Linked DNA regions of Mus musculus: region 2 is linked to region 1. The links are chromatin loops, found by intact Hi-C in ENCODE. Cell type or tissue: left cerebral cortex. All regions are shown on one strand. Links, peaks and the distances in the headings refer to the core of each region. The heading gives the core; the rest is flanking DNA. Region 1 has its middle 67 kb from the start of Gm40144. Region 2 has its middle 13 kb from the start of Gm24456.

What was found. Hi-C counts contacts between places; a loop is a spot of excess contacts. Peaks named below come from ENCODE experiments on the same cell type or tissue, not always from the same donor. Only the 100,000 strongest peaks of a DNase experiment are listed, where the experiment ranks them.
Region 2: a loop joins it to region 1, with 2.0 times the contacts of the local background. A loop is called at or near these places in 3 of 42 quality-filtered maps.

The regions. Positions count from the first base shown.
Region 1 is chr3:124,066,464-124,082,252 of GRCm38, forward strand. No RefSeq gene overlaps it. Among named protein-coding and RNA genes, the nearest start is that of Gm40144, 67 kb to the left of the region's middle. In left cerebral cortex, for the core only: no CTCF peak of the experiment used is centred there; DNase peaks (open chromatin) are centred at 7,607, 8,082, 9,765 and 9,952; H3K27ac peaks cover 955 bases.
Region 2 is chr3:123,748,118-123,763,906 of GRCm38, forward strand. It overlaps the pseudogene Gm15400. Among named protein-coding and RNA genes, the nearest start is that of Gm24456, 13 kb to the left of the region's middle. In left cerebral cortex, for the core only: no CTCF peak of the experiment used is centred there; DNase peaks (open chromatin) are centred at 6,296 and 6,988; H3K27ac peaks cover 2,012 bases.

The sequences.
Region 1 (15,789 bases), core at 3,633-11,632:
TAAGCTCATCTGTAAGATCATGAAGTGCCTTTAACCTCCTAAGCACAAAGAGGGCAACTTTAAACACTCAGTTGATGCCTAACAGATGTTATTAGTTTTGCCTGAAGTCAAGTGGCTGTGAGACTAATATGAAGCATCTGACTTATTTTTGACTAGTGTTAACAAATTTTGTGTAAAGTTCAAAAAGCAGAGACTCATTGACAATGAAGGGTATAAGGTAGTTTTCTATAGAAATTGAGGATTATGGGAACATGATAAGACAGGTGGAATACTGAAGCTGGTGAGTGCAAGGGCCGGCACCATTACTTATGAGACACTGATGACTTCCACTTGAGGCACCTCTGCTGTGCCCTGGTTGATAGACTGATGCAATCCTTCTTTATGATTTGTCCTTTCGAGAGCAGTATGTGAGCAAGGTAAAGTCTGATAGAGCTAGAGTATGGTCACCACCTGCTTCTGAGTCACTACTGCTCCCACAAAGAAAGAGCATGTTAAATGGTGCTACAAGTTTTTAGGCTGGTGCTTACCTTTCAATGACAAGGTCAATATGGCAGCAAGTAGGATTTCATTATAATTTAAATATAGCCCTTTTTTTTTCTGGACCTTGTGGTACAGGTCTGTAATCTCTGCTACCGAGGAGGAGTGGAGGTTGGAGAGTGGTAGATATCTGTCTCTCCAGGTTAGAGAGCAAGTTCAAGTTCACCTTGAGAACTAATGAGAGAGCTAGAATACAACCCAGCAGTGGGACACCCGTCTGGCATTAGGTTCAATCCACAGGATGCTGCCAAGATGCATGCTATTACTGTATCCTCATTATTGTGAGCCAGACTGACTGACAGAGGATGCTGTGCATTCCCTGCTGCAAACTACCAAACACAAAGAGGTCAGCACCAGTGCACCGGAACAGCATGCTACTCAAGAAGAGTTCTCCTCTAACATGAGTTTTGTTAAAGCCTCCTGCCACATCCATCAGATTTCCATTTGGTTTGATTGGAGTGTTGAAACAATGAGACTGTTGATTTTGCTTGTTCTTACCCTTCTTCAAAATCCAGTTAAAGTCTAATTTCTCTTCCTAGAGACTTTCATGAGCACATGTTGACATGTAATGACATGGGTACAGAGACCTATGTGTATCTGTGCGGATAAGCACATTCTGCACATATGGATCCATGAACACAATTGTGGATGTGCACAGACAGATACAGAATTCTATGCATGTCTGTGTGCATAAATACACTTTGTACATATAGAACCATGAGAACCCTTGTGTATGTGAGCTGACATGAATACAGAGCCATAAGGTGTGGGGAAGGATGAGGGATACTTTTGTTCAAAATGCTGTTTTATTATAGCACTGGATCTCTAAAATTTGTAATGGTTCAATGTCTTTAATAAACAGTTAATATCTGTGCTCCCGAGAAAGTCCAATATCCTAAGCTAGTCAAAATGCATCATTTTTAATACTCAGAATTCCCGAGGTAGAACAGTGATATTTTTCATATAAAAATTCTGCCTTTGGGGCATCAAGCTTTTTCAGCTTTAAATAAGACAGAATTGATTTTGCTGCAGCAGCCTAGTTTTTTTGTGTGGACCTATGTTAAGATAGTTTTTTTTAATTAAATGTCAAATCCAGCTTGGCACCAGAGATGCAGGGTGTGCTTGATGTTTGAGGAAAACTGTCAGCCTGTCTCTCCATGTCAAATTGCCAGCTGCCTGCCCATAATTAGTTTGGGCTAAGGGCTCACTGTTTGGCTGAACCTCATATCACAAATGGCTCAACACTGTGTGACTTGGGGGAGAATGGGAGGCAAACTATTTGTCTTTGAGAGACTGAATTTTATACCTTAAATTATTTAAGGTTACTTTGGAAACTTTTCGTATAGTTGCAACAATAAGTCAGAAATAGCATTCAGAGGAAGGCATGAAAAAGGAAAGTGGAAATCCGGTTTAAGGGCAATTCTTAATGACTTACCGGATCTGTTACTATTGTATAAAGAGAAGACTTTAATTCAATCTGTCATGTGTTTTTAAAATTAATTAGTATGGTTTTCTTCTTTGTTTTTTGAAAATTCCAAGCTGAAAACTAAATAGTCAAGGTACCTGACTCCTGTCTTAATTCTTTAAAATGCTCTCTCTAAGATGATTCATTTTTTTTCAAGATGACATCGTCTTCTAATAAATTAGAAGGCAGCTGCAATTATCCATGTAATTAAAGCCTCCAGCTCTTCATAAAAGTCGATAAACCAAAAGGAAAAGGATGAAGCACTTTCTTTACTTAGGAGACCAAGAAAGAAGAGACACACTGTGGGCTCAGCAAGGAAAAGCAGGCACTGAAAGAGAACTAACTGACTGATAGATGACAAGATTGCCTTCCCCTGAGATAGCAGTTCTGCCCAGGCAGAACTAGGAACTACTTTTTATGCTAAAGGCCTTTATTTATTTGGCTTGTTTTTTGATCAAAATGCACAACACTCTCCTCTTTCCTTTAGAATTCGCTTAATTTTAATCCTTGTGCTTTCAACTTTTCTGTTCTCTCATTTTTAAATTGTAAAAAGAGGGGTTTAAAACTGTAGCCTGACAATAGTTTGCTTTTATTACATCATTAGTCTATTTATGTGTGATATAACCACTAATGGGTTCACATTTCATTTGTCACCCACTTTTGGTCTCTCTCTCTCTCTCCTCTTTTTCTTTCTTACATTTGATTAATTTATCTTTTTCTATTTTTCCCTTCTCTTATGGTAGAACACATGCATATCTGCTTTAGATGGTTGTAGGAATTTAAATGTAAATATTAAACTTGTGAGATTCTGCAGTGAATGTCTCACTTAATCTTTTTCCAGGAAAATAGAAGGATCCAGGTTCAGTCATCCGATCTGAAATGTGTAATGACACTTTTTGGCACTGGAAGATTCTGCTGCCCAGGTGTTTAATGGAGTTGGCATTTGTCTAGGTTTATGCACACTTCCTTCCACTGCCTTCTGTGTCTTTTTCCTTCCTTTACAATAGGTCATTTTTTGAGACTACTTTGCATTGGTGGTCTTAGATTTCTTTTTGCAAAGTCTGCTGGTGGCATGCTGCTATTTTTGTTTGTTTGTTTGACTGAAAAGTTATCTTTGTATTTCTCAAGCACATATTTTACAAAAAAAAAAAAAAAAAAAAAAAAAGGCCTTTGTTTATCCTACCCTAACCATAGCAAAACCAAATGGAGCTCTATCTCTTTCTACTCCATATTATCTTCTCATCTTAGTCGAGTTCTCCATCCTGGAGATTCCAGCGCGTGGACAGCCTCCTCTGACATCCTCACACTGCTCACATGGGAGGAATGAAGCCCAAGCAGAGCTTGAGAAGAACTTAGAAAAGGCTCACACCATCCACTGGGTGGAGCATAGGGTTCCCAATCCCCAGTGAAGGAGCTAGTGAAAGTACCCAAGGAGCTGAAGGAGTTTGCAGCCCAATAGGAGGAACAACAATATGAACTAACCAGTACCTCCAGAGCTCCCTAGGACTAAACCACCAACCAAAGAAAACACATTGTGGGACTCATGGCTCTAGCTACATAAGTAGCAGAGGATGGCCTAGTTGTTCATCAATGGGAGGAGAGGCCTTTCGTCCTGTAAAAGTTCTATGCCCCAGTAGAGGGGAGTGCCGAGGCAGGAAGCTGGAGTGGGTAGGTTGGTGAGCAGGGGTAGGGGGTGGGGTATAGGGGGTTTTCACACTGGAAACCAGGAAAGGGGATGACATTTGAAATGTAACTAAAGAAAATATCTAATAAAAAAATTCATAAAAAGAAAAAAGTAAGTCAAAAAAGAGTTGCTCTGGTCATAGTGTCGCTTCACAGCAATAAAATTCTTTTTTTTTTTTTTTTTTTTTTTTAGTTTTAAACAATTTTTTATTAGATACTTTCATCATTTACATTTCAAATGCTATCCCAAAAGTCCCCTATACCCTCCCCCTGCCCTGCTCCCCAAACCACCTACTCCTGCTTCCTGGCCCTGGCATTCCCCTGTACTGGGGCATATAAAGTTTGCAAGACCAAGGGCCTCTCCTTCCAATGACAGCCAACCAGGCCATCTTCTGCTACATATGCAGCTAGAGACATGTGCTCTGGGGCTACTGGTTAGTTCATATTATTGTTTCTCCTATAGGGTTGCAGACCCCTTCAGCTCCTTTGGTGCTTTCTCTAGCTCCTCCATTGGGGGCCCTATTTCCATCCAATAGATGACTGTGAGCATCCACTTCTGTGTTTGCCAGGCACTGGCATAGCCTCACAAGAGACATCAGGGTCCTGTCAGCAAAATCTCAGCAATAAAATTCTAACTCAGACAAGAAAAAATAAAGAAAAAAAAAGAAAGGAAAAGAAAGAAAAAGAAAAAGAAAAAAGAAAGAAAAAAGAAAAAAGAAAAGGAAAAGAAAAAGAAAGAGAAAGAGAAAGAAGAACATTCTGATGGGGGAGAGGTACCAAGGCAGAGTCGCTCACAGTGTTCTAGCTTAATAGGCTGTGTTCACTGTTCTGAGTTGCCATTGCTGTCCTGAAGACAGCACTCACACTGAAGTCATTGTCATCATGAATATGTCTGCTTACTCTTAAGATCTTATGGGTTTCCTTAGCTTTCTGAAACTCATTGCTCTGTGTCTCATATACATGTATTTTACTTACTTAATGTATCGCTAATTGGCTTGCATCTAAGGATTAGAGACATTCCTGAATTCTGCTACACCCTCTCATTATTTCTTCAAATCTTGCTTTAAATCCATTTTATTCACACAATCATTATCTATTTACTGAGTGATGACTCTGTTAAACATTCTGTGAGGCTTTGAGAATACAGAAGTAATCAAAGCAATCCCAAGGTTGTGCTGGCATTCTGTTGCTGATAATAAAAGTATAAACAGCAAAAATTGGTAGCATATAGAGTAATGATAAGTTTGGCTCTTCAAATTTGTTCCTTTACTATACATGGTTGTTTTACTTTCCATGATATAAACAGGCTAAAAACATTCAAGACTACCAAAGCAGCCTTTCAGAGAATACAGGAAGCAATATTTTAAGCAGAAGAAAATGAAATGAATAAATATACGAATACAAATTTCTGTGTCTATTGGATGATACTGTGTGTTTAATTGTAGGGTTTTGATCCCTTGCATTATGAAGCAGGGTTAGAGGAACCTAGATTACATAGTACACTGACACAGCTGCCTCTCACTCCAGTTTCTTAGTGGTCACCTTTGAAAAAAGTGTTTAATTTATTAATTCTTTTTCTAAAAAATAACATTTTTGCATATTCAGGTATCTGTGTGAGGGTATCTTTTACATCCTGACAAGCAGATGATGGATGGATGAGGTCCCACTGGAACTGCAGTTGTAGATTAGATGCAGGTGCTTCTGCTAGAGCAACATCGTTCTTCATCAATGAGGTTTCAATTCATTCCTAAGGTTAATATTTTGACAATGCCGAACCTATCTTTTCCTCATTGTTACATCTATGAAACATTTCTGTAAAAGTACAAGTCCATTGCTATTAGATCCATAATTTCATCTAAGACCTACGTCTTATATTGAGGGTAGTTTTTTAAATTTCTGTTTTGTTTTTGTTTTTGCTTCACATTTACCTAGATTTTGTGATGTATGAGTTCTTTATTGTCACTTGATTATCAAGTTATCCCAGCACAGCTTGATGAACAGGCAATTTTGTGGAGTGTTGATGCTGATGTCCTTGTTTTTCTAATGAAATGATCCCCCAATGTATAGATTTTCATTTTACCTCCTCTAATTTATTTTCTGTTAAACAGCCAATAGGCTGCTGCTGCCCCCTCTTCCCCCCACCCCTTGTCTTCCCACTCCTCCTTTTTCTTCTTTTAGTATGACCATTTATTAACAAAGGGAAGTAATTGATTCAAATAAGAGTTCAACATGCACCCTTTACTTAATGCCTTGTTTAATTTTTATTTATGTTTATATAATATAATTGTAAAGTTTTTAAAAATATAACATTTGCCAACTGATTTTCTTATTGGGCAAAAGAAAAACAGATATTAAAGTTTTACCCAATGGAGGAAGTATTTGTGTTTGTTAAAAGGTATACACTTTTAATTTCAATCTCAAACTTTTTGCCTAAGAAAGAGCATTTTATGACCACATGTTATTTCTCCAAAACTAAATTAGAGCGAGAAAGGAATAAGCATATTCACTGCTAGTCTTTTATCTTCATTTAAAGGGTATGCCAATGTAGTTTTGCACTTTTGTAGAGATAATCTCTTGTACACTATGTAAAAGCATTCACCTGTCAAGAAAATGTTGACTGTCCAATGAGCTAAAGCAGGGTTAGAAGATGGGATATCTGGCACAAAGAGAGGAATTCTGGGGTTGGGTGAGACAAGGGGAGATTCTCCTGGACACCGTAATCTGAGGACTAGATAACCAGGCATGCGGCATGACTTAGACTACCTTAAGCGGGTTAATTGAGCTATGAGCTTGTAGAAATGATTATTGGACTAAGCATGTGTACTGGCTAGTTTTGTGTCAACTTGACACAGCTGGAGTTACCACAGAGAAAGGAGCTTCAGTTGAGGAAATGCCTCCATGAGATACAACTCTAAGGCATTTTCTCAATTAGTGATCAAGGGGGAAGGGCCCCTTGTGGGTGGGACCATCTCTGGGCTGGCTGTCTTGGATTCTATAAGAGAGCAGGCTGAGCAAGCCAGAGGAGGCAAGCCAGTAAAGAACATCCCTCCATGGCCTCTGCATCAGCTGCTGCTTTCTGACCTGCTTGAGTTCCAGTCCTGACTTCCTTTGGTGATGAACAGCAGTATGAAAGAGTAAGCCGAATAAACCCATTCCTCCCCAACTTGTTTCTTGGTCATGATGTTTGTGCAGGAATAGAAACCTTGACTAAGACAGCATGGATTCACACAGAAGAGGTCTCTGAGTAGTTTCTCCAGGGAGCATATATGCAGTTGGGAAAGCTGGCAGTTACACTCCTGCACCAAGTCTTATCCCAACTCTGTGGACCCCCATATGACTCTGAGCTGTTCTCTTAAGTTACTCCTGCCTCACTTACATAGGGACTTAGTTTTCTGCTCATGATTATGATTTTTCATAATCTGTTATGAAACTGTTATGATCTTTCTACAGAGCAAAGGATGTTTTCCTCCCAAATGTCTGTATCATTGCCCTTTTCTGTTTAGTTTGGTTTCATGGCGATACCTTAACACAGGGTGTAACCTGCACCCCAAAAGCCAATAAATGGTTGCTTCTCTCTCTCTCTCTTTTTTTTTTTTGAGGAAAAAATAAAATCTGTTTAGATAACATTTATATTCATATCTATTTTTAGACACCCCCTAAAAAGAAATGGTAACAAACCATTTAAAACCATGTGAAACCCTCTAAAAATCCAAAACAAGAACTAAAACTTTGTAAAAGCTATTAACTTTCAGTAATCTTGGATCAAGCATTAGTGTTTCACGGTAACATCATCTCTTTCTTCTTTAGATTGTACTTTATGCTACAGTTATTTTTATTCTGGTAAATTTCCCCCACAGCAGTTGTGGCTTCTTAGTTGTTCTTTCCTCTTACATAAGCCTTTAGCTTCTTTTATTTCTAGCTTACACATCATATTCTTGGAGAACGATATCCTTAAACAGTGGGGCTGTAACTGTGACTCAGTGGTGGACTACTTGCCTAGCATGCTGGATACCCTAACAACATACAAACCCTGACCCTAAAGAGCAGAACACCAGAGTATTTTAGTTTTCCTACAGATTTGGGGTCTTCTATCTTATGGTTTGTAGCATAATATGTTACTATTCCCTGATGGTTATTTTTTTCCTCCTCCAGTTTGTTTTTGTATTAAGTTGATGGATTTCTTCTCACCATGGTGTGTCTAGATTTGAGCCTATTAGGCACAGGGTATGCTGATGACTTAAAATTCACCATTTCACATTGCTTTAGACAGACTGAACAAAAAGTATGACCAGTATTTGAACGAAGCTTTAAAAGACGTGAGTGTGAGTGTTTGGGTGTGAGAGCACAGTATATTTGATGAGCAAGATGACTACTATCATATAATCATATATATTATGTGCTTACCGTGTTGTTGGGTATTCTTCATGTCAACCCACAGAATTCAGCCCTGAGTCCATGCAGTTCTCAGCATGCAAACCCTACAGCAACTTTTCTATAATTGTGTTCCACATGACACTTTCCTTCCAATGGGAATTTTTTTCTTTTTGAGATTTGAATGTGATTACATTCCCTCTCCCTCCAAACCTCTTTTATACACCTCCTTGCTCTCTTTTAAATCCATGTCCTCTTTTGTCATTTATCATTGTTGTTAAATGCATGCATGTGTGTGTGTACACAACCTCCTCAGTCTGTACAGTGCTTGTATTATGTTTTCCGGGGTGACCCTTTGGTACTGGATAACTGCTGGGGACAGTGGACAATGACAGGGACTGCCAGGCAGTGCGGGCATCTGAGGTGTCTCCATCCAGACCTACTTCTGGCAGTTCCTGTCATTGTATGCTGTCCCCAGCAGATAACCAGTTTGGTGTGCTCTTCCCTGGGGAAAACCTATTTCTCCTGCTCTCAGCATTCCTTGGTTGCCTGGAGCACTTTACGTAGGGTTGAGTGAATATATTTTTAACTACTTATAATTCTGTTACTGGGTTGTTCCAAAATATTGAATATATTTTTTCTTGAATCCACACTGTGTTATTTCTATGTAAGTAAAATCCTGCTCACATATAATGGTAACTGTATTAGCCTATCATAAGTGAGCAGATATGACTAATTCAAAGATAATTCCTATTCTGACTGTTGGAGACATTCTTCACTCTGGAAAATGCTTCCGTTCTCAGCAAACTCAAAGGCTTAGAGTTAGATTATTTCAACATATTGTGGTAATTACAACTTCATTTGGATAAGGCCTGGGATAGCTGAAATATCTATAACCTGTCAACTCATTGAAAAGTACCAAAAGAATTATTTTCAGAGTGGATAAACAAAGAAAATAAAATATGCATATATAATTATCCTGCATATCTCATTTAAATCTTCCTTTTCCTTGAAATTTATAACTTGACAAACTTTTTACACAACCAAAATATTTTCCTTATTTGATAAACATGGATATTCAAATCTTTGGGGTAAAGGAGGCAGCACCAACTCTAACTGCAGAGTTATATGGCTAGATCTCAGAGCTAGTTTTGGGAGAACTCACTCAGAAAAATAAAAGAGCTATAGAATAGCTGATGCACTTTAATTGTTTTATGCTTGAGACTGGAAATATATTAAGAAATGAGGGAGAGTGAGACCTTAATAGCACTGGTAGTTTAATGATATTCAGTTATGCAGAGGAGAGACACTGGAATAGTATCTGTGATTTACAAAAACGTAATTGTTGCCAGAGAGTTCATTTTCCTGACTTCCCCTATATTACATAGATGATTCTTTCCCCCAAGAAGACACATATGGGAAATGCTGGCACAGCTGGGGGCTCCTTTTTCCTTCACTAATCGTGAACTTGGATTAACTTGTTTCATTTCATTTTGAATTCATATTAGAGCTGAATTTTTTTCTGTGAACAGTTTAAAACCATATGTAAGCTATCCTCCTTTAGAGGAGTAATTGCTAAAAATAAAACTGCCAACATGATCTTATAGCAGCAACCAACCATATATAGGAAACGAGCAGAAGGAGTGTCATTTTGTATGCATACTGTGTATGTAAGCCTGTGGGAACCCAAGGGCTTTCCTCTGCAATAGCCTTAAACACAGGTTGAAGTAAAGACTGTTTCCCGAGGAAGCAAAGCTAATCTGCAGGAATATTAAAAAGTGCGTGCTGCCAGCCAGGACCACAGCATGTTTACAATGAGGATGGATGGATGGGAGACCATCTCAGTAGGACAGCTCCAGTGGAGAAAATGTTGCTGCAGTTTCCTGGCTACATCTTCTGCTGTGTGCTTTCCCTTGGCACAGTGACTATTTCCTCTCTCAAGACTAAAACTTGGCATGGGCTGGGTGTCTTACACAATGTCATATAAAGAATGACTCAGATGTAGGAACACGCTCAGGCATTCATATAAGAAGAAACTGCAAGATAAGAGTGTCGTGTTAAAGTGAGGCCACAGGGAAGTTTTGCACAGCTAATCCAGGACATTTGTTTATTCCTAATTCCCAAATACCATCACGCATTAAGTTGTTTCAATGCAGACACTTACAAGCACAGTTCTACACTAAAAACTGCTAAGGGTGTTATCTACAAGTAGAGAGAGTATATGATATGTGTGTGTGTATGAAATAAACATAATATAATTACTTGAGAAGGTTTCAAATCTCAATAATAATAAAGTAGTCAAATAAAAAAGAGATAAACTATGAACAGTAACACTATCAAAAAGAAAGTTATTACCTGGATTGTATAATAATCCTCAAACATTAGTAATTAAGGAAATATATATTGTTTTAAAGTGAAGTACCATTTTCTACTTAATAAAATGTCACAATGAAATCTCTGGCTGCCACCTTGTACATAGAAGTATAACATTTGATTCTCATCTGCTTCTGGTAAAACTACAAGCTTCTATAATCACTTGGAAAATATCTTAGTGATTCCTTAAAAAACTAGAGGAATACATGCTCTGTGACTCAGATATGTACTCTTCCATATTGCCATAAGAGATGAATATGGACATCCAGGAATGTCCATCGCAGCTTTATGTGTAACAAAAGCAAACGGGGAGGACGACCTCATCCTCACTGTGCGAGGAGACTCAGGATCAGAGTACCAGTTCATAGGCCAACTGACCAACGAAGCCACGGCACTGAAGCCTTACACAGAAAAGACTGCCAACTAGATGATTCTGATACATAAACAATGGAAAGAAAATCCATTCAGTAATAAAAAGCAGATTAACCACTGTTTACAAGAAAAGATTTGAGAGGAGAGCAAGAAAGGAAGGACAAAGATTATTACAGAGAAATCTGAGGAACACACACCACTCAAAACACTAAAAAGTTACACATATCAAATAGATGAAATATTTATATATACTATTAGCTACACACACACACACACACACACACACACACACACACACACACACACACACACACACACACCACTTAGAAGACTAAAAAAAATTACACATTATAACAAATAGATGAGATATTTACATACACAGTTAGTTCCTTTTATATTAGGACTTACATACCTGTTAGCTCTACTTTTTTATGCATGTACATATATAAAAACTTCATTGCATTGGCCAGTTAACAACTTCTTTACACTGTATTTTGAAATCAGCATATTATTCATCAGAAATACATCTCTATTTATATTTAAGTTAATTAACTCCGTTCCATCAGATTCAGGATGGTTTTCATATGACATGAATATAATTTTACTGAATGTGCTGTGTTTATATGTCATATTAATTTCCCTTTGTTAAGATCATCTTTTTTAGGTCTTGTCCTCCAGAATATAGTATACACCTTCCAAATTTTATGACTAGCTTAGCTGCTCAATAATTTAACTTCAGAAACTTGGTAATTCCTGGGAAATTTATTATATCTCCAAGAGGACAATAAGATTTTTTTAACTTTAAATTAATTATTGGAGAATTTCATATGATGTAATTTGATCACATTCACCCCAAGTTACTTCCAGGTCCACCCATCCCCTGCCTACTCAAATTTATGTCTTCAAGATCCTCAGTTTAATTTTGTTTTAAAACCATCCATTCCAACTTGTGCTGTCCAAATATTCTCCAGAATGAGGCCATCTACTGGCACATGGTCAACCAACTGGGAGCCACACTTTGAAATTGTGATGAGTTATAGCTTGCTTTTGGTAAGATGTCCATTTTCACCATATGATGCGTACCCACTATGATTGTGGGTCGACTTTTCATCTGTCTTCATCAATATCTTTTTCTGTTTCTTTGAGTTTTTATTTTACAAGTTTTCACTTCTACAGTTAAATATATTTCAAAACACCTTATTTTTTTCATAATAGTATGACTATTTTCTGACTTCTTTCTTATAATGCCTATCATTATTATATAGAAAAGGAACTGAATTTTACATATGAATTTTATATCCTGACAGTTTGATGTATGTGTTTATCAGCTGTAGGAATTTTCTGGTGGAACTTTTAGAGCCTTTTATGTAAAGGATAATACCTTTTGCAAATGAGGATTTTTTTTCACTTCTTTCTTTTCTGTTTCTATTCCTGTCATCTCTATAAGTTTTCTTTTTACTATAGCTAATACTTAAAGTACTGTCCTGAATGGGGCTGGAGAAAAGAGGCATCTTTGCCTTTGTTACTTATTTATGAAGCGATTCTTTGAATTTTTCTCCACTAAACATGATGTTGGCTGTAGTCGTGTTGTACATTGCCTTTATTATATTGAGATGTGCTACCATATCCACATTCTCCTCAAGACTTTTACTATGAAGAGTCAATGGCTTTCCTGTATCTAATGAGATGATCATGTAAGTTTAGTCATCGAGTATATTTATGTGGTATATTTATTGATTTATATATATTGGACCATGATTAAATTTTTGGGGGTTGAGTCAACTTGATCAAGGGTATATATTTTTTATTTCTTCTTGATTTCACTTTGAAAGAAATTTGGGGTCTGAGTTTATCAGAGATATTAGCCTATAATATTATTTTTTGAATTGGGTCTTTGTCAGGTTTTGGAGTCAGGGCAATACTGGCTTCATAAAAAGAAAATGTCTCTTTTCTATTTTATGGGATAATTAGAGGAGTGTTAATGTTAGTTCTTCTTTGAAGGTCTTATGGAATTCTGCATGTTAAGCACCTGGGCCAAAGGGTTTATTTATTTATTTTTCAGTCGGGAGATTTTTTAATGACTGCTTCTATTTCATTTGATGTAGTGAGTCTATTAAAATTATTTGTTTTATTTTGATAGCTTTTGCATGTTAAATATACCTAGAAATCCATACATTTCTTTTAGATCTTTTTCAGTTTAGTGGAATATATTTTTGAAGTATGTCCTACTTCTCCGACTTTTTTAATGTCTCTTGTAATGTTTGCCCTTTAACATCTAATTTTATAGCTTTTGTTTTTTGTGACTTTTAATTTAGCTAATTGTCAATTTCCTTAATCTTTTAAAAGTGGCAACTTTTGTTTCATTGATTCTTTGTGATGTTTTAAATTTGCATTTTATTAATTTCAGCCCTCTCTTTCCATCGACTTCTCTTAGATGTTGTTTATTCTGGTAATATAATTAACTCTCAGTTTATTTCAGAGGAGTTCTTATCTCTAAGACAATACATTTTTTTCAACAGGGTGAATGGACCAGAACAGACTCATATGAAAGCTGTAGGAATACAAACAGACCATGCATTCTATGATACCCTTGTGTTATATTGAAAATTTAATATTATTCAAGAAAACTCCTCTTTGAGGTCTCAAAGTCCTTATCTAGCATGTTTGTCTAATATTGAATCTGAGTTTCCTTCCTGATGCCTGAGTAGTATGCCAGGTATACCATGTCTAGAACCCTATGGGAGATAGCAATTGCTATTTTCACAAAGTCTTGAATTCCTCTTTTAATATCAGAATCAGCAAATAAAGGCCCTAAATAAATATTTTACACAATGCATGAACTATCATGATGAATTCTGTTTCATATATACTACTATATAGCTAAGAAAATGTGGTAATATTGTCTGCACTATGGACACTATTTCTCAGCATTGAATAGCAAAGTTCAAGACTTCTGCTTCTGTAGATACTTTCTGTTGCCATGTTCTCCAGAGAATTTCTTTTTGCATTATTATTCTTTACCTCAGATACAACAAATCATCTAAATAAGGAATACAATCATGTCACTATTTATGTCCATTGCTATTGATCATCTAAACTTCAGTTCACTAGTTCTCATGCTTAGGTAATGACATGAAAGTAGCAATGCCACTTTATTAAGGGCAATTTTAGTCTTATTTTTCTTCCCATAGTGTATTGCACCCCCTCGAGGCTCAATGACAGTGGGGTGAATCAATAATTCCTGAAATGACTAAAACCATGCTCCGAAATTTAGCTTTTGTCTTTGTAAGTGAATTTTTCCTCTAGTGGCAGAAGTTTGACTAGTGTATTTATTAAAATTTCCACATGTTAATGAAAATTTACATTGTATTTTAGTAATACCTAAATAAAATCAAATAAAGTATTCACACCTGACATTGTCATACATGATAAATTGTTTGTCTGATTATATATATATCAGTACAAATTTGCAATATATATCATTTTGCACAAATACCCATACTTATATGAGTATTTAAATAGACATGGGAACAAAGGTGATTGTAAATTATTTTTAAATGAAAAATGTATTGAATATATTTTTCAGTTGTCAACCACAATATCATTTAGAAACCAGACTGTAAAATGTAGTAGAATTAGATTTCTTCAATATTGCTTTGAAACAATTACTCTCCTTGCAGTGTTTTTGTTATGCGGTGTTTTTTAGACAATTAGATGGGCTAGAGACTTTTGCAGATTCTGGATGTAAAGTTTTTAAATACAACTTCTTGTCTGTTATGAAGTTTGTTGAATGGTTATAGTAGAAAAGTAAAATTTCAGCTTTGAAATTGAGAAGAGCAGACATTGAGCTAGTTTATAAGCACTTGATACCTTTAAAATTTAATACATTATTAAGCTCTGTAAAATAGGAGTAGAGAAATTTTAAGATAACAAGAACAACAAAAGAATAAAATATAAGTTTGTCTTGTATTACTAGTTTGAATTTTCTGATTGTCATTTTGAAATCTCTCAAGTACCGGGTGCAATTGTGAGTTCATGGAACAGTAGTGATTCTTAGCAGCCCATGGGATTTGGTCTTGTACTATTTCTTTATCATCAACTGGTATTTAAGTTGAGATACTAAAAGAATGTTCCCAAGGGACATTGCCCCATTGTAAATTTACACATGCATTTGCAATTGTACAAGGACTAGTTACATCATGTTAGGCATCTTCAGTACCTTATTATTGTTTCCTGTGGACATGGGATATTATTTGTGTCAAGTTGCCAAAGGGTGGAATGTAGTGGCCATTCCTGGTTGTCCAATTGACTCTATCTGGAATGAACTACAATCCAGAATTGGAAGGCTCTCCTGTGATCCTTCCTGATCTTGAGGCTGGAAGATACAAGTTTCTGACCTGGATCTTGGCATGGAGATCTTGAGGCATAGTGACTATGAATGCCAGGAGATTATGGCAAGGAGATCTCTGAGTTCAAGGTCATCTGGGACAAAGAAAGTCCCAGATCTAGGTGTGGTGGTACACACCTTTAATCTGGGCCACACCTTCTGCTGGAGACCTACATAAGGATGTTGGAAGAAGGTAGATTCTATTTCTTTTTCACTGCTTGCCTTCTGGGACTGAGCAATTGCTAGATCCGTGGACTTCCATTCACAGCTGCTGCTGACTATTGTTTGGGAGTTGGACTAGACTGTAAGTCATCAACAAATCTCCTTACTATATAGAGACAACCCGTAAGTTCTGTGACTCTAGAGAACCCTGACTGATACAGAAGTTGTATATAAGTGCCTTGTTTTGCTAAAGTTTCAAAGACATAGGAATCAAAAGAACTAAATTTGTCTTTAAAGTATATTTCTTAAATTATCATAGATATTAGCTTTCATTTATGAGGGAATACAAAACTGAAGGGGCTAAATTTCATACAGACTGATGTTCTACAGTTCTGTATTGAGTTCATATACTAATTAGGAATATATCACAGTATCAAAG
Region 2 (15,789 bases), core at 3,013-11,012, 320 kb before region 1:
TGATATAGTTTCGTCTTCTGATGATGATTTATGTGTTTAATACCAGAGTGCTGGTACTGCATGGTGCTCTGGTACCTTTAAGAAGTAGGATTCATGGGAAGGCCTTGGGGATTTGCATTCAGAAGAGATTGATGGGTTCCTTTGATGAGTTATCATAATTGGCAGCCATACAACAAAGTGCTTCTGTTTCCTAAATGACTGCTTCCTTCGTCAAATACTCCCATCAAGATGTGATGCAGTCAGAGGGCTTCTTGACAGAACTGAACCAAAGCAGTTGTCATGTGTGTGAAATTAAAATACTAGGAACTTAGCAAACTCTCTTTTTTTGTAAACTTAGGTGTACCATAGGTAATTTGCAGTGAAAAGATGACTACTACAGGTATCTATTTTCAGTTCTTCTTTTTAACGTATTACTGGAAGGTCTAGCCAGAGCAAGTGAATAACTAAAAGAAAACTTTACAATATTTAAACCAGAAAGGTAGAAACAAAATTGCCTCTGCTTAGAGATGGTACATCTTATTTGTTGACGTCTTTTTCTAAAAAAAAAAATGCCACCAAAGTTTTATTAAAACTAGTAGGTGAACTCTGGAAATCAGTCTGGCGGTTCCTCAGAAAATTGGACATAGTACTACCGGAGGATCCTGCAATACCTCTCCTGGGCATATATCCAGAAGATGTCCCAACCGGTAAGAAGGACACATGCTCCACTATGTTCATAGCAGCCTTGTTTATAATAGCCAGAGGCTGGAAAGAACCCAGATGCCCCTCAACAGAGGAATGGATACGGAAAATGTGATACATTTACACAATGGAGTACTACTCAGCTATTAAAAAGAATGAATTTATGAAATTCCTAGGCAAATGGATGGACCTGGAGGGTATCATCCTGAGTGAGGTAACCCAACTACAAAGGAACTCGCACAATATGTACTGATAAGTGGATATTAGCCCAGAAACATAGGATACCCAAGATATAAGATACAACTTGCCAAACGCATGAAATTTAAGAAGAACAAAGACCAAAGTGTGGACACTTTACCCTTTCTTAGAAATGGGAACAAAACACCCATGGAAGGAGTTACAGAGACAAAATTTGGAGCTGTGACGAAAGGATGGACCATCTAGTGATTGCCATATGCAGGGATCCATCCCATAATCAGCTTCCAAATGCTGACACCATTGCACACACTAGCAAGATTTTGCTGAAAGAACCCAGATATAGCTGTCTGTTGTGAGACTATGCCGGGGCCTAGCAAACACAGAAGTGGATGCTCACAGTCAGCTATTGGATGGGACACACGGCCCCCAACGGAGGAGCTAGAGAAATTACCCAAGGAGCTAAAGGGAACTGCAACCCTATAGGTGGAACAACAATATAAACTAACCAGTACCCCGGAGCTCTTGTCTCTAGCTGCATATGTATCAAAAGATGGCCTAGTCGGTCATCACTGCAAAGAGAGGCCCATTGGACTTGCAAACTTTATATGCCCCAGTACAGGGGAACGCCAGGGCCAAAAAGGGGGAGTGGGTGGGTAGGGGATTGGAGGGGGTGGGTATGGGGGATCTTTGGGATAGCATTGAAAATGTAAACGAGAAAAATACCTAATTTATTAAAAAAAAACTAGTAGGTGAGTTTGTGTTGCAAAATTGATGTATAAAAGTCAATACTACATATGTACATTAATACCCAACCATATGAAAAAGAAATCAAGATAGCCTTTTTCATGATAACATTAAATAATTGGCATTAATTATAAAGATAGTAATCTCAGGTACTCAGAGCAGATGCTTATTGTCAATAGATAAACAATAAATGACCCTTCAAAAATTAAAGCCTGTTCTATATAGTAATGCATTAAATGGGAGAAATTGTAGACAAGGTTACAGAAACATGAATCCAGGGTGAATGGGGCACACAGATAATCTGGGTCATGTCAATCTGCTAATATAAGAAGCTGCTGGGTTCTAACAATGAAAGCAAAAATGGCCCCACCTCTGCCATATTGACTTGGACAGGGTTAGCCAGATGCATCTCATGGTCACTACTAATCCTTGCTCTTCCACTCATTAGGGAAGAATTAATTTTTTTCTTGACTTTTTTCTTTGTGGAAATACAAAACTCTTTGTTCAGTTTCTCAGAGAACTCCTCTACATTTCCCTCTGTCTGTCTGTTCCTCAGTCCCTCAATCCGTTCTTTGCAGTTGCCTTGATTAGCTTGGCCAAGACATTGGTATTAGGTTGTGGCATCTTAGGGAAGTGATCGGGTCATGAAAGAGAAGCCCTATGATCAAATTACCCCCAGCTCCTGGACGATATCCTGTCTGTCTCATTTCTTTGTTAATTAAGTCTGTTTCCTTTCATATGTAATAATCTATGCTGAGTATTATAGCTTTTCTGGGTTCCATGAGTCTGGTTAGCTACTGTGAGCTGATCTTCAAATCCAAGAATGGTGTTAGGATCTCTAGTCATGTGCCTGATGTCAGATATGGCTGTTACGTTTGCAGACAGTAAAGATGAAGGTCAGGGAGAAGGGCATTCATTTTTCTGATAAGGACAGTGATTGTAATCTGGACCCAGCATTTCTCTTTATAAGTCATTGACTAATTGTGTTGGTACAAAACCGCACTAGCTGTAACGTCAGCTTACTAGCATCATGTTTTTCCTAATACTGTATTTTTATAGAAGAAAAGGGAAATTGAATATTAAGAAACAAATGCAATTTCTTCCATAAGTAGTAATAAACTTGATTTGAGTTAAAAAATAATTTGTCTGTTTGGATATTAACTCATTATTTAAGTGTTTACCTTTTCTGTATCACATGACTTTATATTTGAAATTGCATAAACTAATTTTTTGTTGTTGTTACCATCTTGCTTTATTGCAGATATGACGTTTTGATGTGAAATGGATTTCATGGTTTTCTTATTTAACGTGGACCTGATGTGAGTCTGAGTGAGGAGCTGCTAACTTAATGAGGCACTGCTAATAGAGCTATGTGCACATGCGAAAGATAAAGTATTGGCAGGAATGTAGTTGTTTCTTAGCATTCAAATGGCACAGTGTTAGTCTACTCTTTTCTGTCATTTATTTTTTTCTGAGACTATGCAAACGACATTGACTTTATGATAACATTCTTCAACTCAGCACTACTTCTTTTCTCAAAAATATCTTTTAATTTTTAACTAAAACATTATATAGCTTACCATCTCTCCTCTTAATTCCTCTCATGACTGAATCCTTTAGATTAATAGCTACATTTTCTTTAACTACTACTGTCTCTCTCTCTCTCTCTCTCTCTCTCTCTCTCTCTCTCTCTCTCTCTCTCACACACACACACACACACACACACACACACCCACACACGACTATATATATAAATACAACTTGCTCAGTCTAGCTAGTCTTGCTTATATGTATTCGTGTTTAGGGCTGACCATTTGAAAAACCAGTTATGGGGCTCATCCCTTGGCAGTTATTAATGGCCTGGAGCTCCTTATCTAGGGTAGGACCTTAAGAGAGTTTCCCTATATACTTTGTCATGTTAGCTGGTGTTGTCTTTGTTCAGGTCTTGTTTAGATATCCATATTACTGAAATTCACTGGGTGTAGCTTCCCTGTCATGTATTAAAGACACTTAAAAGTTTAATGCCTGGTCCTTCAGTTTTATAATTTGTGTGCTTCCTCTTCCTTAATTGTTCATGAGCCATAGATGTAGGGATTGTGTTATAGGTGTATCAGCTGGGGCATTTTGGCCTATCATGAATTCCTGAAATGGTTTCTGTACACTGAAAAAGGAGCTGAAAAAGGATGAGGGGTGAGATACTTTTAATCTATGACTATAAAGAGAAATATATAAAACGCTATTAGGAATTATACTCATTTATGAAAGTGGCTATAGTATGATCTTTTCTAAGATTCATGACTCATTGACCACAGGTGGTTGGCTGGATTTGTGCTACCTGGTATGATTTTCTTTTCATTGAGTAGGCGTTAGGTTCTTTTAGAGAGTTGTTGGTTATTGCCAAAGGTTGTGTGCCACTATTGCACTTGGAGACCTATCTTGCCACACTGGCGCTTGCTTGTCCTGGTTCTTAGATTTTATGACTGGGTAGGTCTACTGATAGCTTCCTTCCATTGTCAGCTTGCTAATTTGATGTTATCTCCTGGTAATATGAAAGCTAGGACCCAGGAGAGAGGCTTTGGAGTTAGATCCTGCTCAAATTCTCCTAGTCCTGGGTCTGAAGTCCATGTTATCTTCAGCAATAGAGATTTCAACTTCTTAGAGACAAATGGTAATAGCAATAGTCTATATTAGTTTGGGAGCCCCTTGAACTCCCCTAAGCAACAACTCAAAAAAGATAGTTTCTCATACTTAGTATTGGAAATTTCATTAGATAGTCTTTTTTGTTTGTGATGAGTCTTATCAGCCCAAGAGGTATAGCATCATTTAAAACAGGTTCTTCAACAAATCAGCATTATTTGAGAAAGTGTTCTTAGGACCTCCTTCCCTGCTCTAGCTATGATTTGGTACATGATATCTGTACCAGACTTTCCCCAGTGTGTACGTTCCTTTTCTTCCATTCATTTCAGAAAAACTGCTTTGTCCATGGTGCCCAAAAAGTCTCAGTACTGGCAGAATAAAACAGTGACCATGGTCTGTGCTACATGAGTTTCTCATATCTCAAAGAGAGCTACCTTCCTTAAGAGGGATACTTAGGAACTCAGCTCAAACAGACTGAGTTCTGATGTGTGGATACTGTTTAAGCTAGCAATTCTCAACCTGTGGATTGAGACCCCTTTCAGGTCGAAGGACCCTTTTACAGGGGTTGCATATTGGATATCCTGCTTATCAGATATTTGCATTATGATTCACAGCAGTAGCAAAGCTACCATTATGGAATAGTAATTAAATAATTTTATGATTGGGGATCACCACAATGAGGAACCTTATTAAATGGTCACAGCATTAGGAAGGTTGAGAACCACTGGCTTAAACCAAGATTAGCTGGGGAAATCAGACAATGAATTTGAACTAGAAATATGGGCTGGAGATTAGCTAGTAGAACCAAAAGTTGACAGAGACATACAGAGAAATGATGGAAGTTTGTTGTGTCTCCTAATGATGTCAAAGAAGCTACACCCATGAAACCTCACCAGCATGACTGCCTAAACATGACCTGAGCAAAGAAGACACCCATATACATGCTAACATGGAAGAGAAAATGCTCAAGAGACTTCAACTCTATACACAGAACTACAGGTAACTAAGGAATGCTAACAGTAGGAGAATAGTCTTCCTCAGGGCAGAGATCTAAATAGTTATCCAGTACCACATGGTTAACTGAAAGCATACATACAAGTAATACTATACAGACCAAGGAGGATTTATTTGTATGTTTAGACGCGCGCAAGCACACACACACACACACACACACACACACACACACACACACACACTCTTACTTTCACACTTGCATCATAACAATTAAAGAAAAAGAGGTCATGAATTTAAAAGATAGCAAGAGGGTATATATGAGAGGGTTTGGAGGGTGGGAAGGGAAGGGAGGTAACAATGCAATGATTATAACAGCAAAGAAAAAGGACAGTTTTACACACTGGAATCGGTCTGATTATTGACAGTATATAAAAGGAGAACATAGCAGAAGCAGGAAAGGGATTAAAACACAATGGTGCAATACACTCCTGTTTCTCAATAGGTGAACTGAAAACCTGTTGATTTTTCAGAGCACTGTCTAAGCCTCTACTTTCCAGTGCTTTAGCCATTCTGAAGTTTAATGTTCCAGGGTTTCCAAAAGGTTTGTTTGTTTGCTTGTTTGGTCGGTTGTTTTTTGATTTTTGTTTTTGTTTTGCTTCCTCAGAAAGACATTTACCTGTATTTTATGCCTGACATTATTTTATGAAATCATGCATGCAAATGCTGGTTTGAATATCCATCTGTTCTCTGAGATTCTCTCCTGTGACATCGAGCAACTTTCCCAAGTTCTCAGTTCTTCCTCTCCTCCCTGTGGGTCCCCACGACGTAGCCCCCTCCTATGACAGTTCTCCACAGAGCTGTCTGACAGAATGCCTTTTACCCACAGCACAGGGATGGCAAACATTTATAGCACTACATCTCCGCGCAGCTTCACAATTTATGTTTATGTGTTAAAGCAAAATCTCACTGAGAGCTGTTAAATATTTAAACCACCCCCCCACCTTTCCAACCCCTACCCTTAACATTTTTGTTGTAAGGCATGCTGCCCAAAATAGAACATGTTCTCCACATGTCTTCATCTCCCAAGGGGACTGGTTTCCTCGCACCGCTCTTTCAGCTCTGTATGTCTGTCTCTTTCCCTAACAGATAAGTTTATATAACTTCAAGTCTACAGCTGTTGTGAGAATTATAAATTAGACCTTGGGTAGGGCTGGATGACTCACTACTTTGAAGAATATGCATAGTAGCAATCTGTATCAAGGGATTTACATATTCATTTCACAAATCTTTCAGATGACACTGTTACTAAATCAATGGCCTTCCAAAATTCTTTAATAGTTGAACCACTTTCCCCCCTCCCCAGTCATTAACTTCATACTGAATGGGGTTGCTTCATTTGAACACTAATAAAAATGTGCAAACACTTCCTCCTTAAATACCTATGCTTTGAAATCTCTCCCATTTGGTCGTTGAGATACCTTCTTGGATTTCTGATCTTTGGAGTACCCCTTAAAAAGTCATTTCCCTCCCTCAGAGGAGAAGGACATGGGGGGATAGGTGAAGGATTGAGGGAGGGGTGATTGGGAGGGGTGCAGTGAGCAGGATGTAAAGTGAATAAGTAAAATAAATAAATAAATAACTTAATGAAAAGCAAGCAAGCCAACAAGCAAGTAATTTCTTTAAACTTTGAGAGCCACAAACCAAGGCTGAGTGATAAAGGTGAGTCATTTAGAGAATCCAGGAGAAAATGTCTCTGCAGCTTCCAGAAGCTCTGAGTCATATGCTAATACATTCAGAAAGGATGTGGGCAAATCCTTAACTATGCCTTCTTGTCATTTTCTGTTTCATATGGTTGTTTCAGCTTTGCGGATGGTTCTGACTGGCCTGAGATTTTTTTTTTTCTTAAAGGGGTATAGTAATTTTTATGATGTATATTCATACTAACAGCCATCAGAGCTGGGATGTATGCCTCTGAGCAGGCAGTTGGTACCCTTGGTTTCTGTAACGTCAGATACAAGAGCTATAACACCAAAGACAATGAGAGAGGGGGTGACTGTGGTGTTCCATCTCTGTCGGCTCATTTCAGTAGGCAATCACTGGACCATTGTCTGACGATGACAATGATGATGACGACAAAAGGTCCAGCAATCAGTAAAGTACAGTGTAGAGATTCTCACGTACTCCCACCTTTCAGGAACTGCTACAGTAGCGGTGGTCCTGCTCTGTCTACATGGGCGGTAGATTGTAATAACAAGTTACTAGGAACAACTGTAGGGAAATCTATGATTCTCTGCTGAAATTATCTCATCTGAGAAAGGAAAGGGGAATTGTTTCCATGACTGCTTGAGTGTCCAGAAGTATTAGAAGATCCACCATAGGACTTGATGAATGATATTGAAGAATTATATAGTTTTCTGTGGAAATTATACTAGAATACACATAAACATCTTATTTAACATGATTGCACTCAATAAATATGAGCAGTTATGGATGGTGTTATTATTAATGTTTATTTAGCATACATTTACCTGTATATGAATTGGTTGAGTATCAACTAGCAATATGGAATCAAATCTTTGTGTGAGTACTGCTTTGTTTTGCTTTCACACAGCATGCACAATTCTTGTTGTTGGTGTTGCTCTGCCTCGCATGGATGTTACAAAGGGAGGGAGGGATGCATTTTAGGTAATACTGCCTTCCCTGTCCCCTGGGGTTAGAGGCAGCCCAACTACCATCACATTTCACAGATCACCTATTTACCACCCCTTTGCATCCTACATGATACATATTAACCAGGGCCATTATTCTTCAAAAGTCTCCATTTCAATATTTAGCTTAAACTGTGTCCCAGCTTTCCCAGGTACCGGCCCTTCCAGCCCAGATCACAGGGCAAATAGGTTCTTTCAAACCTAACTCGGTACCATGGAGAGACCGTTCCCTACATTCCTGAACTACACAGCCTCCCTGCTCTCTACTTCTTTTCAGAGAAATTAAAAGACACTTTGTTTTGTTTATGATGGGGGATGAGGCTGTAGCTTTATTTCAGAGCCATGCTATCAGATCTGTAGTATCCATCTCCTTCAGGGACCCTCTCTCAAACCTCCTCTCCTCTTTTCTCCCTTGCTGAAGCCTAAAAGAATCACGAGGCTTTCAAAAAGTTTGTGGATGAGTGAATGAGTTCTAAATGTTGACACATAAGTTCCCAAGTATGTATTCTTACTTAGAATGAATGTAGATGAACTCATCATATATATACATTTACATCATATAAACACACACACACACACACACACACACACACACACACACACACACACACACGGGAAAGAACAGAGTTGTTTATTCTAACTGATGTAATACAAACAAAAATTCACATCTGCTTATGTCCCCAGTCTCATGGCAGTTTTCAGAGTTTTAGACTTGTTCTTGAAGAGAGGACATCGACACTGTTTCACACAGCATTGAGCGGGGGCATTTCGGATGTTTTCACTCTGTGTTCTGCGGGACACTGGCAGTCACTTGAGGCTGCCTGATCCCCAAAGGGAAGCTGCTGAGATTTTGAAGGTGCAGCATCTGCGGAGCCTGGCACCTCTGCCTGCACTTTCTTCCCTTTCGAGCAGTTTGAAGTCAATAGCTTAGAACACAATGGCTGTTAGAGCTGGGTTTACACTTCAGGAGAAGGGAACATTTATCAGATGATAAACTTTTATAGTTCCTGTTCATGGTGTGGTTGGCAAAGGAGTAATTAAAATCTATAGCATATTCTTTTCCCTCTATTTTATTTTAACCCAAGGCCATCTAAAAGCCCAACTTAAATCGGCCACCTACAGAGGGGGAAAATGTTTACTTCCTGTATCACAAACAGTTTCACATCTTCTTGAGAAGGTTAAAAAAAATTACTTAAGAATTTCTTCTTATTCCTGATGCTAGGTCTTATCAGGGCTCCAAGGCTTACATTTGAATGGAAGCAGTATATATTTGCAGGGCAGTGAACAACCAGAACAAAACATATCCTTTTGAGTTTTGCCTTGTGGTTATGAGCATGGAGATACAGGAGTAAAGGCGACTGTTTTCAAATGATAGTGAAAGAGTTTATTTCAAATGCATGTTGAGTTTGAAGAGTGATTTTTTTTCCTATACATTTTCAATTTTACAGTTTGTTTCATTTATGACCTCAAGTGCTTAGTTCAATTCTATCATAAATTACACATATAATATACTTTCAGAAATTATAAAGTCAAGTTCTACAAGTACTCATATGCTTGATAAAATTATGAGGAGGGGTGAGATATTCTGCAAACATAAATCTCACTCATTATACAGGATCTCCATTGTATATGAGTTAATTAAATTAAATTAATATGCAGAAATATTATTTTTGTCTAAAGTGATAAAAAGCCAATTTATTTAATATTTACATATACATATAATGTTTTAATAAAATCTGTTTTCTATTCCTTCCTGTCCATGTCTTCCTGCAAGTCCCCTCCACCACTTTCCTTCCCATCTTTATAGATTCTCTCAGGAGGCTGGGGAAGAATAACACTAAAGACCTTTGGAAACACCATAGGAATCCTACTATAGAAACTTCCTAAAATATATACATACGCATTAATAAGAGAGGTTTAAGTGAAATTATCCTACAATGTGGCAAATGTCTCCTCAAAGCCTATGGAATAAGAAGCCCAGTGGTATATATTAGTCACCTATTTTTGCATTGTGATCAACTGGGTTCCATAGATACTTCTACAAACATCATAGGCTATTGCTGTTTCTTTTTGCTACCCTTCAGAACTTGGTGATAAGACCCTATTGCTAAAGATAGCACACACACGAGTCATGAGACATGATGAAAATCAAGCCTGTTCCAAAACTTTTATAGGCTTAGAAGTTTCTGTGCATTATACCAGGGTTGAAAACTCATCAACTGTCATAATTAGCTATGAATCCTGTTGAGCTGCAATAATAACTGACCTGGCAAAATAGGTCCACTGGTACAGTAATGGCATTAATGTTATTGAAACAACCAACCAATTTTGGGCTGAACTTAAAGCCCACCCCAAAAGGTGGAATGTATACCTGTATCATTAACTGGGTTGGAACCCGTGACTGGCAGTGTCTTGGACACTATTATTGTGCTCAACAGACAAAGCAAAACACTCTCCTTTCAGTTCGTAGCTAAAAATATCTTTTAAAAAAGTAGTGGTTTGGGGAGAAGTGTTTTACTATATATATCTTAGCCTGAACTGGCATTCCAGATCCTGTCTCCGTTTTCCTAGTGCTTGGTTATGGGTGTGCACTACCACACCCAAGTTAGAAAAATAACAAATTATAATGATTTAACACAAATATTACATAATTACTGTAAGGAGTAATAGATAAGGGTATTCAATGATTATACTGCCTCTAAGCTAATTTTATCTATGTGATCAAAACCTCAGAGGTAGAACAGACTATTACATCCCAAACACAGAAACATTAACAACAAAGCGAGTCCATTTATTGTTATAGAAGGAAACTTTGGGTCAATTGCTGATGAAAAAAAAAAGTTAGACACAGAATAGGAATAAAATAGAAATAAACTTGTACACTTGTAAAAACATACTCAAATACTTACATTAGAATAAGAATGAGTCTGGGAGAAGTTGCCAGAAACTCCTGACATTTGTTGTATTTGGGGTATGAATGAGAAGAACAAAAGCCAGTGCAGGGCCAAGAAGGAGGAAGAGGTGTGTGTGTGTGTGTGTGTGTGTGTGTGTGTGTGTGTATGTGTGTGTGTGTATGTGTGAGTGTGTGTGTATGTGTGAGTGTGTGTGTATGTGTGTGTGTATGTGAGTGTGCATATGTGCTTCCCTCTTTTCTTTTCTCTGTCCCTTTTTTGATTTCCAGAATGGATAGGGCTATGTAAATTGTTAATGGATATTTTACCAATATTAATGCTTTGTAATCTGTAAAGCCATTATTACTTAATGTAACAATTATATTAGCACTAAAAGACACTGTATCTATATCACAGGTATAAATGGAAGGCTAAGAATGTTTAGGTCCATAAAGCTTGTGAAACTAAGATGTTGGAATCACTGATGGAGGCCATGGTGTCAGCTCAGCAGGTCAAGATACTTGCTGCTCAAGCTTGGTGACCTACTTGGTCCTAAGGTGAGAATGGATTCCGCAAGGTTGTTCTCAGATCTGTGTATGCGTTCCATGACATATACACCCTCCCCTATGCAAACATTGTGCACACTCACACAATAAATAGCCATAACAACAATAATAAATATAAATTTGTAAATTTGTTGTTGGAAATAGGAATAACTGCTCTTCGCACATTGGGTTGATATTAAGCTAAAAGTTGTCTGTTAGTAATTACCACCAATATTTAATTTTTTGGGGGGGGGGATAGTGCTTCCAGCCAATGGTACCTATTCAAGTTTGGTGATAGTGAAGGATAATAGCACCATTTAGTACCTTGAAATATGCATGGGTGGGACTTTTGCTTAACTGAGTGGCAGAGTGTTACATTAGTTAATTACTACCTTTGTGAGCAGAACAAGCAGTTGATTCATAAATGGTCATTAGGAAATACTGAGTCTGGGAGCTGGTGCTTGAGCGGTGGACTGATGTCACATAGATAGAAACACAGTTGCTTAGGTAAGTGTGCTTGACAGACTGGCTCTTAGAGACTTGTTTCTTGGAGTAAGCCTATTCATAAGTGGCTGATGTTCCAAAGTGGAGTGCTGTCATTGAGCAGCTGGGTTATAGTAGTGTGTTCACTGGAGAAATCTGTCACTGTCTGATTCAACTGATGCCACACTCATTACGTAGTTACTTGTTGCCGATGACAAAAGAGATAGCAATTTTTTAGAAACATGGCAACCTATATTTTCTCCTTTATTATATATATTTTGACTCTCTGTGTGTCTTATCTACGCTATCCTCTCATTTATAAACAAGTTATACTCTGTATTGCCATGTAAGTATGTCTTCTGAATTTCTAGAAGGTGAATAGCAAAGATTTGTCCTAAATGTTGCTGTTGGGCTCTCTCTCTCTCTCTCTCTCTCTCTCTCTCTCTCTCTCTCTCTCTCCTCTCAGAAAAAGACTGTACGAAATGGGCCTAGAGGTGATTTCTTCAGGGTAGGAGGGAAAGATTCTGAAATTATTACATCAGGGTAATAACTTTGTAACCAGAACAAATGTTTGATGATCCTAGGGAGAATTCAAATTACTTTGGCTCTGTTTTGTCAGGACCAATCAGTCATCTATTTACAAGAAATCGTGGTAATTCTTGTCGCAGGATTAGAGAAGAGGTTGGCACACAGATCTTTGCAGACATGCAGACAACCACGGAGGGAGGCTAAGATTTCTATGTGTTTGCTTGAGAAGCTGCAGGTTCAAATAGAGGTTCCGGATGAGCCCCGACAGACACAGGGGCAGGTGATCTTGCCAGTAATCAGAGGATCTGGGCTCCTTGGAGACGGTATCTTGTTGAGGCCTTGAGGAAAGCTCCCTTGGGAATCATAGCAGTGAGGCACCTTCTTGATGGAGCCTGAGAGACACGTGGCAAAGGTAGATTTGCAACCCGTAAAAGCTTTGAGTGCTATGGAGCAGAAGTTTGAAAGCATAATATTTTGTGGTAAGTGGGAACAGGAACAGAAGGCTTATATGTGGGTGTGTTTGGGTGACTGCTTAGGTGATAAAATAGAGTCTTAAAGGGTGTTCAGGTTATATTTCTTAAACTCTTTGTATAAACCAATATTGATCCTCTTCCAACTTGAGGTGCTGTTCAGGGTGTATATGCACCTTTTGGGTTTTAAACAGTCCGCTTTATAGTTTCATCAATCTGCCAATTTGTGCACTCACGTTTTTTAGGCCACAAACCCGTATTAGAAGTTCATAGTTATAGGAGGGTGGCTGAGGGGAGGGGAGGAGCCACAAAAGGGATTGTGGGAGAAAGGCTTCTTTCTTTCCTCTGGTGGCAGCCATTAGGCAAGCCAAGATGGGTGCATACAAATACATCCAGGAGCTATGAAGAAGCAGCCCGACGTGATGTGCTTTCTTCTGAGTGTCCTCTGCTGACAACACCACCAGCACTCTGCGCTGCACAGGGCTCCCTGACCCACCCGGCCTGATAAAGCGCAAAGTCTGGGATACAAGGCTAAGCAAGGTTATGTCATTTACAGGATTTATATCCACCACGGTGGTTGCCAGCGCCGGGTTCCTAGGGATGCAACTTACAGCAAGCCTGTCAACCATGGTGTTAACCAGCTGACATTTGCCCAAAGCCTTTAGCCTGTTGCTGAGGAGAGAGCTGGGCGCCATTGAAGGGCTTTGAGAGTCCCGAATCTCTACTGGGTTGGTGAAGATTCCACATATAAATATTTCGAGGTTATCCTCATTGATCAGTTCCATAAAGCTATCAGAAGAAATCCTGACACCCACTGGATCACCAAACCAGTCTACAAGCACAGAGAAATACATGGGTTGACATCTGCTGGCTGAAAGAGCCTGGCCTCAGAAAGGGCTACAAGTTCCACTACACAGTTGGTTCTCGCCGTGCAGCCCAGAGAAGGCTCAATACTCTCCAGCTCCACCGTTACCACTAATACACGTGATATTTGTAAAATCCGTATCCAATAAACAATTTAGGATAGTCAGGAAAAGAAGAAGTTTATAATTATGGGAAGAATTTCCATGCTCACAATGTGATTTGGTAGCTAACAGTAGCAGTGATAATTATATTTAGATGTCCACACAGCAGGAAGATACAGAGTCATAGAGAATAATAAAAAAAAGTCAGCTAGTTAGAACCAGGACCCTGCCATAGAAGATATAACCTTGGGACATAAAATTGGCTGGATTCCAGGAAGTGACAGTGACAAGAAGTGACCAAGGCATGTATGAGCAAATGAGTATCCCATGTCAAGGAGCAACATAGCTGAAGGTGAGTGTCTCGGGGAGACCCGAGTGGTCAAAGTCGATACAAACTCAAGCTAGTTTCTCACAGAAAGCACACAAAAAAGTTGATCCCAAAGGCAGCAGGATTAGACTTGTTTTAATGACTTTGAAGACATTTTCAATGTAAATGCAAGTAATTGTATATTTTAACACAGTTCTTTGATATTTTTCAATCTTTCTCCCCTCATTTCTTACATATTTTTACAAGACTTGATTTTACTTCACCTTAAACTCTACCTCCTACAGTTTAGAGGTAGGATAAAATCTTTGACACTGCTGTTAGGGAAGAATGTTGAAATGCCTGCATGTCTCTTTCTAAGCAAAAATCAGCACTTGGGTTTTAACTAAATGTACTAAAAATACATCTGGAATTATCTACTTAAAAATTGTATTTGGAAAAGTCATTCTGAATGGCAGAATGCTTGCCTCTCCTTCTCCAACAGTGCACACAACCTCCAGGAGAGCACCACATAAAATTTCACTCTGTATTTATGCTTCCGGGTGTATAGCCCTTCTTGCCACTTCTTTCAGCCCCTTTCTTCAAGTTATGTAATTCCCCGAGGGAGCCCTGCATAAAGAAAGACATCTGTTTCCTTTATCCCTTTGAGGAAGAACAGACTTTCTATACATCATTGAATACATTACTATCATGAGCTTAGCACGTTCTATGAGGGGACAGACCCAGAGACTAAGAAATAAGGTCTCCAGATAAGACGATGCAAAGGTCTTTGTACACAGAAGGGTGTTAGGCTGTTGTTCAAAGGAAGCAGGCAGTTTTCTATCTGTGTTTTTCTTCCTTCATCCCTTTCTCTTTCCTTCACTGTTTTCTACTTAAATTTTCACTTGAGGTGTGAACATATTTACATTACAATTTAAAACATGATAATGCATTGTGATTTTTTTCTACAATACCTTTTAAGCACAATGCATTTCAAATGGTTTTGCAATTCAAAAGGAAGACATTAAAATTAAAAAATCAGGCATATACAAGGGAATCATAAACAAGGTAAAAGAAATGGTATGTCTCTCAAGTAGAATCATTAATTCAAATGAGAGATGATTGAGCAATTAAAAGAACTGGCTGCTTTTCCAAAACAACTGGGTTTGATTCCCAACATCCTCATGGTAGCTTACAACAATCTGAATCTCCAGTCCCAGGGGCCCCAATGCCCTCTACTTTTTGATTTTTGATGACTACACAGGCATCATTTCTTAGTCACATTACAAAAGATTCTACCTTCTGATATGACCACATTGGCTACTAAGGTCAAGCAGATGAATTCTGACAATGACATTCAGACCATAGCAATAGTTTCCATGAATACTCCTTCTTTGCAAGATTATTCTATAGGGTTTTCTTTCTCAATCATACCATCGATGACATTTTGGATTGAAATCTTTCTTTTGTTTTTCTGGGGCATTTGTAAGCATCCCTAGGTTCTTTATCCTAGACAGTACGATAACGCACACCTCAATGTGTAATTATGAAAGCAATTTCAGGTACCATTGCAGGTCTCCTGGGACCCACAATTATCCCTAATTGTGAGGCAAAGTCCTAGAAATATGGAATTCTATTTTTTTTTATAAATTGAGACAAGGAAAAGGAAGGTTTTTTTTTT